Linked DNA regions of Homo sapiens: region 2 is linked to region 1. The links are chromatin loops, found by intact Hi-C in ENCODE. Cell type or tissue: endothelial cell of umbilical vein. All regions are shown on one strand. Each heading gives the region's core, and the rest is flanking DNA. Links, peaks and the distances in the headings are about the cores only.

Region 1 (5,861 bases), core at 596-5,595:
CTATGGTATTGATGTTATCAAGACTCCTTAGATCATTTTAAGTTTTCTTTCTTATTCGTTTTTTTTTTTTTTTTAAGAGATGGGGTCTCCCTTTGTTGTCCAGGCAGGAGTGCAGTGATGCAATCATCACTCTCTGCAGCCTTGAACTCTTGGGCTCAAGCGATTCTCCTGCCTCAGGCGCCTGAGTAGCTTGGACTACCGGCATATGTCACCACACCCAGCAATTTCTTATTTTTTAATTGCAAAGAAAATCTTTACCTTTTTCTTTCTGACTTGAAGCAGGTCATCAGATTGTCAACAGCTGCACCTTTCCTCATTTTGATGCTTATTTACCCCCTTTATTTACCCCCATAGCTACTCCCACACAGCTGAAATAAATGGGTAATTTATTAGAACCCAGCCTCTTAATTAGTTATACACCTTTAACATTGGCTTGAATCTTGGAGGCCCATCCCAGCACCCACATTGGTTCCAAGATTTTCAGCCTAGTGTAGTGGCTATAAATAGCTCATTTCTATCTACACTTAAGTTTTGAAAGAAGGAAAGAAAGAAAGAGAGACAGAAAAAGAAAGAAAGAAAAGAAAGAGAGAAAGAAAGGTTGCTGTAGTTAGAGTCAGAAGAAGAGTTTGTTGAAGAAGTAGAATTTGTTGAAGTTGTTAATTCTGGTAATAACTGCTAACCAGCTGCTAGATAGAAAATATGAAGAGAGAAAAATCGAGCCCTAGGTCACCATTACTTCACTGTGCCTCTGACATTAGCTCTTCCCCCAGGATATACATAGTAAGTAATTATTTTATATATTTCAATTTATTGAGTGTCTAATATACGCAGCAAGCTATCTCAAATCTTCTAATTATGTATTTTTGAAATGAAGAAACTGCCTATCAGGTTAGGTTTGGTTAAATAATGTGTCCAGAGTCCCTTGTACAGTAAATTGTGGGGTCTGGTGTTTCTTCCTAACTGTAGGGACTGTTCTCTTTCCAGGGTGCCTCACTGCTTTTATCCTCAAGTGATTTACTTTAAATCATTTAAAGCAGATCAACTTTGTATCCAAGTGGCTGATTTTAAAAATGACCCATCACTTATCGTATCTGCTGCAGCTCCCCCAACCCCTCCTCAAGCCCAGGTAGCATCAGTGGACTCCTCTTTGGTTGGCTTTCTCCACTACTCCACACCTCCCTCCACCTATTGGGAAGGTGGCCTTCCTTGAAGGTATCATGTCATCGAAGTACTGCTTCCATTAAGTCATAAGTCTACTTAGAGTTGCCTTTGTTCAGAACAAAATAGTCAATTTTTGTGCACAGTATAAAACGAGAGAAGGCCTCGACCAAAACTATCTCCATAGAAATTTCATCAATAGAAATTTGCTCCTTTGGCTTTACAAGCCACTTAAAGCTGTTTAATTTGCCTGAAAGGGTTAACACTTGTTGCCACTATTTAGCTTAAACTGAACCTTTTTTTCAATAGTTTTCCTTCTACCAGTAAGCTGAAATCAGCTTTCTTGAGTAAATGTAAGTTTTAATGCAGGGTGGGGTAGGATGGAGTGAATGAGAAAGGGAAGATGGGTGGATGTGGGCTTTAAGGTATTAATGAAGTTCAGTTTTGGAGTAGAGCCCAAAGGGAGAGCAGTTCTAGAACTCATGCTAGTCTCTTGTAATAATTGGAACTTCCAGAGATAGGCAAAATCTGCTGGCTCCTCCAGAGGAGGTAACACAAAACGCAAGGAATGTGGCTATGGCTCAGTCTTGGAGATAAGATGCATCCCAGTTTTGTTAAGGCCAACTAACTACTAAACTCTGGAAAAGTGGTATTACATCCTTGTCTTCAGCCACAGGTTTTTCCCTAGTGAAAACACTTCCAAGTATATTTTGTCTCATTCATTCTAAGTCCCATCTATGTTTTGGTGAGAAATTATTAGGTTGCATGCTACAAACTCCCACACAACCTGCTTTGGGAATTTTCTTGTAAGCACCCTGGGGACTCTCATGAAAGAAAAGTGCAGCACATATAGCTGGCCTCACGCGAACTGGACATTTGTCAGGAAGTGACTCTCTGTTTTTCTCCCTCCCTAGAGCTACATGATTTTTTGTCCCAGCTTCTCCACGTGTGTCTGCTATATTCTTCGGTCTCTGGAGACTAATTTCCTATAAACATTTCCATATAGGAAGCGTAAAAGAACAAAAATTTGTGGTAGTTGTAGTTGGAGTGTTATAGGACTTGTACAGAAGCTGCGAGCTGACTGTTTTAAATTAGACCGTGTATTAATTTGGGATGGATTGTAGGGGGTTTCAGCTACCACTGACACACCATCACACGTCCCTGTGAATCTGGCCTGTCTGTGAAAATCCTGGCAGATGATTCAATGTGGCCTTTCAGTGTCTCAATTCCAAATTCCTAGACCAGAGAATAGTTGCCCAGCTTCAATCTCTCATCAGTGCTCAACCCATTATTAATATTCCCCTCCTCTTCCAGCATAGTGTTTTGGCCCAAACCAAGAAAGATGCAAGTGAACAGCTTTCTATATATAATAGAGAAACTTGGAGCCCTGTACTGTCCCAGATGTTATCTTATCACCTTGGTATTTCTTTTTCGTACATGGGAACAACAAAGCATGTATCCTGACTTAGAGTGGAAAGCAAAATAAAAGCACCCATTGGTAATAGCCTTCCTCAAATCCCCTGAACCAGACATCTCCCATTTCCTTTGACTAAGCTCATTTCCTGACAGCCAGCCATCTGCCTTTCAGGACTCTTAAATTGTAGTTTACTAAAAAACAAGCAGCTATGTACACTCCCTCTTCACTTGCTGACATCATCTTTGGAAGGTAATTTCTTAGAGTTTTCATCTATGTGAATTCTTTGATGTGATTAAATTGTATACACACACGCACACAAACACCATGAATGTAGTTTAAAGAATAACTGTTCATAAAACTTTAAAAAGTCTAGAAATTGTAAGCAAAATTAAAACCCTTTTTATTTTCAGGCCTTATTTTTTGTTATTTTATTTTGAGACAGTTTCGCTCGTGTCGCCCAGGCTGGAGTGCAATGGTGTGATCTTGGCTCACTGCAGCCTCTGCCTCCCGTGTTCAAGTGATTCTCCTGCCTCTGCCTCCAGAGTAGCTGGAATTACAGGCACATGCCACCACGCCCGGCTAATTTTTGTATTTTTAGTAGAGATGGGGTTTCACCACGTTGGCCAGGCTGGTCTCGAACTCCTGACCTCGTGATCTGCCCACCTCATCCTCCCAAAGTGCTGGGATTACAGGCATGAGCCCCTGTACCCAGCCCAGGCTGACTTTTTTATTTTTGGTAATTTAAAAATTTGAGTCTACTCATAAGGCTGTGTATTTATTGGTGATATTTCTGACAGTTTGTTGTGATACAATTTGAGATGCTGGGCTTCTTCCATTTTTTCTTTCTTTCTTTGCCATGTTTTCGATTTCAATCATTTACCTAAACTTATTTCTTACAACATAAAAAACTGTATTCAGAGCTCACTTTTTTGGATTTCCTCTTCTAAATAAAATAAGACTACACTCCCGCCCCTCTTCCCCACCACCGCCCCACTCCCGCCCCACTATCTTCTGTTTGCAGTTTAGGCCAAAATGTGTGTGATCATTAAAAACAAAAACAGAACTAAACCTCGCAAGCAGGCTGCAGCTCTGGCTGGGTTCCAGGATTCCATTAGCCAGACAATGGGTGGCCCCAGCTGAGCCAACAGGCAGCCTGAGTGTTGTGGGAGGAAGCCTATCTTGCCCTCTTTGGGTGTCGGGCTACCTGAGCAGGGTCTAAGGCAGGTTGAAGCTCGGAATGGGGTAAACAGATTGTTTTGCAAACAGTTGGTAATAAACGTTTAGCATGGCCTGTACTACTTATATTTGCATTAAAAATCAATTAAATTTGGTAGTGTGCATTTAATATTCTATTTTACAAGTTTATTTTTTTCCTCTTAGAATTATTTAAATAAAACTGCAACCAATTTTGGAATAACTACAGGAGAGCAAGAAATAGCTTAGCAGAAAGCTAAAAATAGATATATTCTTTTAGTTTCTTTCTTATTTCCAAAAGACTTAGCACTATACTTGGGATTATAAAGACTAAAACAAATAAAACAATAAAAAATGCAAGGATTAGCATTTCATTGCATTAAATAAGCAACTGCTGCCTTCTATATTTGGATTTTGAATCTCTCAGCAATTTTGTTATTACTCTGTATGAAATTACCACAAGTGAAGAGGACTGACATCTGATAAATGTACAAGCCTGAAGTTATATTTTTGAGAGGACATTTTAATTTAAAAAACAACACATGAAAAAGTCTTTAGTTTACCAAGCACTTTGAAGTATGTTATTTCAGTTACTCCTCCAAATAACCGACACAGTCTCTAGAAGGTACAGTCCACGAAGACAGGGATCTTGGCTAACTAATCATGGCATTCATAGACCCCCCCCTGGAGAAAACCTCTGAGTTCCACTGAACTGTAATGTGCCAAGGTTGTACTGGTACTTCACATACAGAATTTCATCTCATAACAGCACCTCCCAAGAACTCTCTCTTCACCCTAAATTGAGAATTTTAAAAATCACATTTTATAGAAGAGTAAACTGAAGTTCCTATAAGACCTCCCATTCTTAGCAAACTTTTTTTTTCTTTTTTACTCAAAGCCACCATAGCACAAAAAATTATATGCTTAAAGTTATGCAGCTTCTAATTGACAGATCTAGGACATCTATCCATATGTTATGTCTCTAGCTACAGTCCTCTTTCCACCAAATGTCACCTGTTATTGTAATTTTTTTAATCCATCATTATGCAAACACTGAGGAACAGGGAGACATCATAAGCCTGGGCTGGAAAAGAGAGTTAGCTAAGTTGTGGAATGGACCTAAGTGTCCATCAACAAATAAATAGATAAATAAAATGTAGTACATATGCACAATGGAAAACAACTATTCACCTTAATAAGAGAGAAATTCTGTCATTTGCAACAACAGGGATGTACGTGAAGGACATTATGCTAAGTGAAGTAAGCGAGGCACAGGAAGAGAAATACCACATGTTCTCACTCTATGTGTAATCTAAAACAATGAAACTCATAGAAACAGAGAGTGGAATGGTAGTTAACAGAAGCTGGGGGCTGGTGGAAATGGGGAAATACTGGTCAAGGAAGACAGTGTTTCAGTTAGGAGGTATAAATGTTTGATATGATGGATATGTTAATTGGCTTGATTCAATCATTCCATATGGTATCATAGCATCACTTTGTAGCTCATAAATATATGCAGTTATAGATCATCAACATTCAATCAAATAAAATAAAGTAAAAAATTTAGGGTTTGCTTCAGGAGGTTGACAAGGGTCTTGAAGGAAGACTCACAATCCCTCCCAGTCAGATTAAAGAGGGTAGAAAGTAGCATACAGCCCCCAAATTGTCATGGCTAGCAGCAAAGTGGAAAAACAGGATCCAGATTTTCAGGATCCCTGTGTTTTTTGTTCATGCCTGCCCCACAGTTCTTTCCCTCTTGGGGAAATACCTATTTTTTAAGGTCCACTCCTTTGTCACCCTCCTCATTCCTCGTCTCCTCACCCTTTAAAGGGCTACTTTTGATCTCAACCTTTAGAGAAAGGTAGAGCATGCTGGCTTCTGGAGCTTAGAACAAAAGGTTAGCATCTAGGGAGACAGATTCAGAGTTCACATGTACCAACAACATATGCTGACTTGGATATTTTGGGTTTCAGTTTAAGGAGATGTCCTGCAAACTTTACACAAACACCCATTCTAGGTTATTTCTATCAAGTGAACTTGAGTCAGGCAGGGGAGGGCAGTGCTGAGACACCAGGAGGAAAACAGCATGCAT
Region 2 (5,861 bases), core at 447-5,446, 330 kb after region 1:
TTTATATATAACTCCTACTTTCAGAGCAAGGCCAATATTAAATATAGTGTTGCTCTACGTTCATTACCATGACACAGTACCCTACATCTGTGTTTAACTACCTTTTCTCCTTTTGAGAGTAGCAATTTGGGTAGTTGCACTGCCAGCCAAATGGCTATTACCTCCGCCTACTTTGAAAAAAAAAAAGCAAACAAACAGGAAAAACAGACTATAAGAAAAACAGACTATAAATAGAAGTATGTATCAATGTTATAAAAAGTGCAATGGAGCTGGCATTCTCTAGGGTTGTGAACAAATGCTTGATTTATATAAAAATACGATCCTCTAGATAGTTTCCAACTTATTATGCAAAACTCCAATTAGTTGTTCTTTTCCTTCTTCGGTGTTGCTTCAGGTTTCTGCTTCCTATTCTATCTCGTTTATGCCTGCTGCTTCCTGAGGCTATTCCTTTTCCACCTTCCTGATCCATAATCATGATCTCAGGTATCATCATCGTCTGCTACACTCTTACCCCAAGTCAGCTATGAAAGAGCTGGATTACCATTGTGTAGAAAAACATATTAACAAATACTTGTGAATGTTAAGCCATATCTAGTTTTCTCTACCTATGATAGGGGCTATTAAATTTCCATAGAGCCCTGTTCTGATCCCTAGAACCAAGCCTAATTTTAGGCGGGAGAGAACCAGTAGGCTGGAACTTACAAACTCACTGTGTGCTAATCTGCTAGCAAGCAGTATGACTGTTGTTTTTAGTGTTGCTGCTGGAACCTTATTGATGCTACTAAATAAAATCTTAGCCTCCTGATGCAGCTAATCAGCAAAAATTCTAAAGCCAACAGTCACTTGCAGTTGTTACTAGACCCACATTTGCCCACAGTAGTCCACAGCCATCTGTTATTGCTGTTGCTTGTGCTGCAAGGCTATGAAAAGCAGAACAAAAATCTTGCTTCTGTCTGTCTTCCTACTTCCTGTCAGAGCGACCACTTGTAGAAACTAACCAAGAGTTTCCCAGCAAATGGGAAATGTAGTGTGTACCTTTCTAGCCTCCTGAGTTACACAGGAAGCATAGGATAGAAATAAAGCTGAGAATCAAGAGGCAGCTAACCCATACAGTACATAACTGTGTCAGTCCAACAATTTCCTATATTTAGGTTCATTTTGATAGGAGTGTTTTTTCGTTTTCATTTTTCCTTACACAACATAGATCCTGGATATTATTTAGAAGATAGGCTGTTTATTGAGATGCTGTTGAGTAGGCAAAATACTAAACTCCGTAGGTCTAATCAATATAATAATCTGATACTAAATGCAATAAATAATCCCAGATACCTAACCTTGAGTGGGAAGGCTGAAACTGGCTTTTGCAATATATATGTATATTAATTTGGTCGTCCAAGGGATTTTCAGTTAGTCTGTATTTTCAGTTCTCTTTGTAAACTGGAATTATCTAGAATAATAATTTGAAACAAAACATTGAAAGCACCCATCAAATCTGCTGATGTCTAGGCTAATGTGTGAAGAATAATGTGTGTGTGTTTGTGTGTATATTAAAGAGAGAGAGAGAGACCAACAAGAAAAGCAAAGGACCTATAATTGATAATATATTCAAACTCTAATCGAGATAATAAATAAAAGAAGTTTATATTACAGCTAAGATACAGTTTAGCTAGAATATCAGGTCATTGTTTCTTTCATGTTAATTTTGGGAAGCTGTCAGTGAGAAGTAGTGATCAAACCCTGCTCAATAATCAGGTAATCCCAGTGCAACAGTAGCAGAGAATGTGGTCAAGCAGTTTCATCTTGTTTCTATAACCAAATCTCTGCTTTACTGGGATTGAGATTGTTAGAATCTGCTAGCAGGCTATTTTCAGTCTTTTCCAAATTATTCTTTCTTCTGAGGGAAAAAAAGCCTATTTTATAAAATCCTTAATGTCATAACCATTGTGGTCATATAAGCGTTGCTTCAACTATTTTATCAGTTTCCTCCAAAATGATACCTAAGATTTTAATGCATCCTTTATTATTCATAAAGACTTGAACCTGTTAGGTTATTTGCTTGTCAGTTTAGTAAACATAAATATAATGTGGAAATTAGACATCAAAATTTGCACTGGCCTTAGCAGTCATGAAATCTTTCCCAGTTAAACCTGAACAGGGCTTGATTAAACGAAAGTGAGGTTCGTTAGAACCAAGAAGGACAATTATCATTAGCTTCCAAGAAACTAACTTGGTTATTGTCTTCATTTCCAGGGAGTTTCCTGGTCTGGTTTTTGGACAGGATTTGATCTTCCGCTTATAGATAAAAGTTTGTTAGTCACTGAAAAGGAAGAACTGACGAGCGTGGAAAGATGGACAGGCTTATGAGATGTGAAAAGGGCAGGAGTTTGTGCAGAGGCAAACTGCTTCCAGTCCAAGAAAACAACAAAAGTCATATTTTGTCTCACTTCCTTTTTCTTCATCCCCTTGCTTCTTGTAGTATGACATTATTGGTTAAAAACACAGAAATCCAACGACCTAAATTTACATATTCTATAATGGTTTGTAAACTTAGAAAGTGAATTCTTCTCTCCGTGCATGAGAACTTTATAAAATGCAGACATCATAGCACCTACCTCATAGATTTTTTTATGAAAGTTAAGGCAAAATGTAAGCATTCTATAAATATCAACTCATTTCCTTTTTTGTCCTTTCTCTTTCACTTTGCTCAGCTGTTACTGTTTCCCTATCAATTTGTGCTCCCTGGTTTTACTCATTGCAGTTTTCTTCTTTTTCTTTCTCTGTTGTTCCTCCTCCTTCTTTCTGCTTCTCCTCATGTGGGTCTTCTAGTCAACAGTTTCCACTTTTCTATTTCCCTCTCCTTCTGCTTCTCTTCATGTCTTTGTCTCTGACCTTCTTGCTTCTCTTTAATTCTCATCTTTCTTTCTCCCCCCATGTGCTCTCTGTTCTCCACTCGCACAATAACTTGTCTCATTCGCCATGGCGGTACTTACTTTATCTTTAAAAGAACTTGGCAGTGTTATTTGTCTATCTTGTTTATTATCTCATTAATTTGCCTTCGTAAAACAAATGATGTGGGCCAGCTGTGGTGGCTCACGCCTGTAATCCCAGCACTTTGGGAGGCCGAGGGGGGCAGATCACGCGGTAAGGAGTTTGAGACCAGCCTGGCCAATATGGTGAAACCCAGTCTCTACTAAAAATACAAAAATTAGCTGGGTGTGGTGGCGCGTGCCTGTAGTCCCAGCTACTTGGGAGGCTGAGGCGCAAGAATTGCTTGAACCCAGGAGGCAGAGGTTACAGTGAGCCAAGATTGCGCCACTGCACTCCAACCTGGGCGACAGAGCGAGACTCCACCTCAAAACAAACAAACAAACAAAAAAACAGATGATTTGTTTCCTTGCCTGGTGATAAGGAAAAACAGAAAATTCAATATAGATATTGTAAGTGTGCAGTCTAATGATTATACAGAGCTAATCATTTAAGGATATGTTTCTTCTGAGCCTAGAACAGCCTCACAGGGCATTGATCACTTACGTCAGTGCCTGGGATCACCATTACCTACTTACCAAGAAAAAATTGGCTCCATCAAACCGTAGTTTCTGCTTTTTCCCAGAATGACTTTCCTGTTTATCTACATAATGAGAAGATTGAGGCCACAAACCTTAAACTACACCTCATTTAGTTCTGTTTATTTCTACTTTCATATCTTTCTTCCATTATCTTTTTCTTTCCTTTCATTTTAGAGAAAGTTTTCTTCACCCTTATTTCCAAGCTTTGTCTTGCCATATTTTTATATTCTTCTCATCCATTACTTTCTTGTCAGTCTTTCCTTTTCTTTTCATAATCCTCAAAAATCTCCCGTCTAGGATTCTTCCTTCAATTTTGAAATATACCAGCCTCTTAAAAGGTCACTTGGTTTTATTGTCTTTATCAATCATCAAGTTATCCTTTCATGAATAGTTATTCATACATGAATGGCCTCTACATGCTACTTCCACCTCCTCTCAGCATATTCTAACACTGCAATTTTATTTCTTCCATTTGTCCAGTGAATCACCAAGTCCAGTGATATTTTCTTAGGCCAGATCCTCCTGGACTTTCTACAATTTGATAATTTTTTTCTAGATTTCACTTCTTAAGAGAATATATTCAAGAAGTAAGAGGCACACAAAATGGAAGCTAAAATTGTTCTGCATTATGTAATTGTTTTTAGTTTGTAATATGGAAATAGGTAAAAGTCCTCTTCCCTTCATCTTTCAGACTAACCTCCTAGAAATAATCTTCTAGCATATTAATGTTAATTCCAATAACTATAGCAATTTAGTTTCTTTAGTTTCTAGTAATTCAGTTTTTTTAAAAAGCTGGAATAAACATCTTTTAAAATCTTTATTTGAGTCTTTATATTTATCATGTGTACAAATATATATGCTATTTTAAGTGTAATATATAATTTATAATATATAATATACATATTATATTACATATAATATGTAATTTATTTTTTAACTCTCCCCTTTTGCTGATTATATTTTCAAGCTTATCTTTTATTTCTTCAGATATATAAATCATACCTATAATCTATGTCTAACAATTTATGTCTAAATTGTGAGAGTCTGTATCATTGGCTTTTTGTTTTAGTTGTTTTTTTCTTATGGTGCTTAGTTTCCTGCTGTGTTTGTAAATTTTCAAGACTCTGAGTTCTCATTTTCCTTGAGAACTTATGTGTGAAGATTCTTTAAGACTTGATTTATAGATAGTTTCTCCAGAAAAGAAATTGTGTCAGAGACTGGGGAAAACTATCAAATAAAGGCCACGTTATTTCAATATTTTTGACATTGAAAAATGTTTATGGAAATATAAGTTACCTGTAGAAAAGTGTGTTAAGTCAAAAATTGACCTTATGAATTATTAAAAGCTAAAGACACTAATCATTCAAGTAAAATAATGGGACTTTGTCAGGAACCTCCCGGTGCCCATTTCTTCACTTCTTCCCAAAAGTAACTATCACCTTAATATCCAGTCTGCCTGTGTGTGAACTTTTCTCTACAACTTTTTAGTTTTTTTTAATGTTTCAACCTAGAGAAAAGTTGAAATAATAGTAACTTGAATACCCAGTGTTTGTTTCTTAGATCACTGATGTGTCAGCATTTTGCAGGTCCAGGGCTTTACCTTCTGTAAGTTACCAAAATCCACTTGGCAGGGTCTAGCAGAAACTTTAAGGGTGAAAGAGTATTTGACACTAGGTTACATCTCAGCGTTCTGGGTTGTACTTCATTTTGAAGCTCTGTGTTTTTCATACTTTGATGTCAGTTCAGTGTTGCATTTAGAATGACTTTTTAAATATATATTTTATACTGCATTATTGTTTCATTGGAGGGTTGTGCAGAATATCTAATCTACCATATTGTTGAAGCAGAAGTTTGCTAGATTTTAGATGTAATTATATAGACATTGGTTTAGAGAATTAGGAGAAAAACATATGAGTGGAAATCATAATGGATGTCAATACTTCTGAAATTTAAAAGGACGAGCCACTGAGTTCTTATTTATTATAAAGAGTGCCGACAGACTAGGCTGGGGAGAATAAATAACCTTATATGTATGGTGAGCCTATCTAATGTGTTGTCTAAGTGAGACCATTTTGAAAGTGAAGCGACACTGGTGATAATTACTCTGATGGGAAAAAAAAGGCGTAACTTGTTCTTGTCTGGGGCAAACTGAGATATGCAGTTGCCCTAAGTATAGGTTACTATACTTTTTAAGAAATGACTTTGAAAGTAAAAATAAAACCAGATATGTGTGTGTGAGCCTCTTCTTAATGTCAAAGTCTTTATTGAAGGCATATGCTAAGTGTGCAGATGCCA

The links. A loop is a pair of places that touch in the nucleus more often than their neighbours do. Peaks named below come from ENCODE experiments on the same cell type or tissue, not always from the same donor. Only the 100,000 strongest peaks of a DNase experiment are listed, where the experiment ranks them.
Region 2: a loop joins it to region 1, with 4 times the contacts of the local background. A loop is called at or near these places in 1 of 110 quality-filtered maps.

Annotation. Positions count from the first base shown.
Region 1 is chr7:12,725,636-12,731,496 of GRCh38, forward strand. No RefSeq gene overlaps it. Among named protein-coding and RNA genes, the nearest start is that of ARL4A, 41 kb to the left of the region's middle. RefSeq lists an enhancer at 3,469-3,992. In endothelial cell of umbilical vein, for the core only: no CTCF peak of the experiment used is centred there; DNase peaks (open chromatin) are centred at 2,046, 2,686 and 3,676; H3K27ac peaks cover 2,761 bases.
Region 2 is chr7:13,055,231-13,061,091 of GRCh38, forward strand. All of the region lies in intron 2 of LOC105375158 (a long non-coding RNA gene), which reads left to right. Among named protein-coding and RNA genes, the nearest start is that of ARL4A, 370 kb to the left of the region's middle. RefSeq lists enhancers at 2,471-2,570, 2,701-2,760. In endothelial cell of umbilical vein, for the core only: no CTCF peak of the experiment used is centred there; a DNase peak (open chromatin) is centred at 2,361; H3K27ac peaks cover 1,268 bases.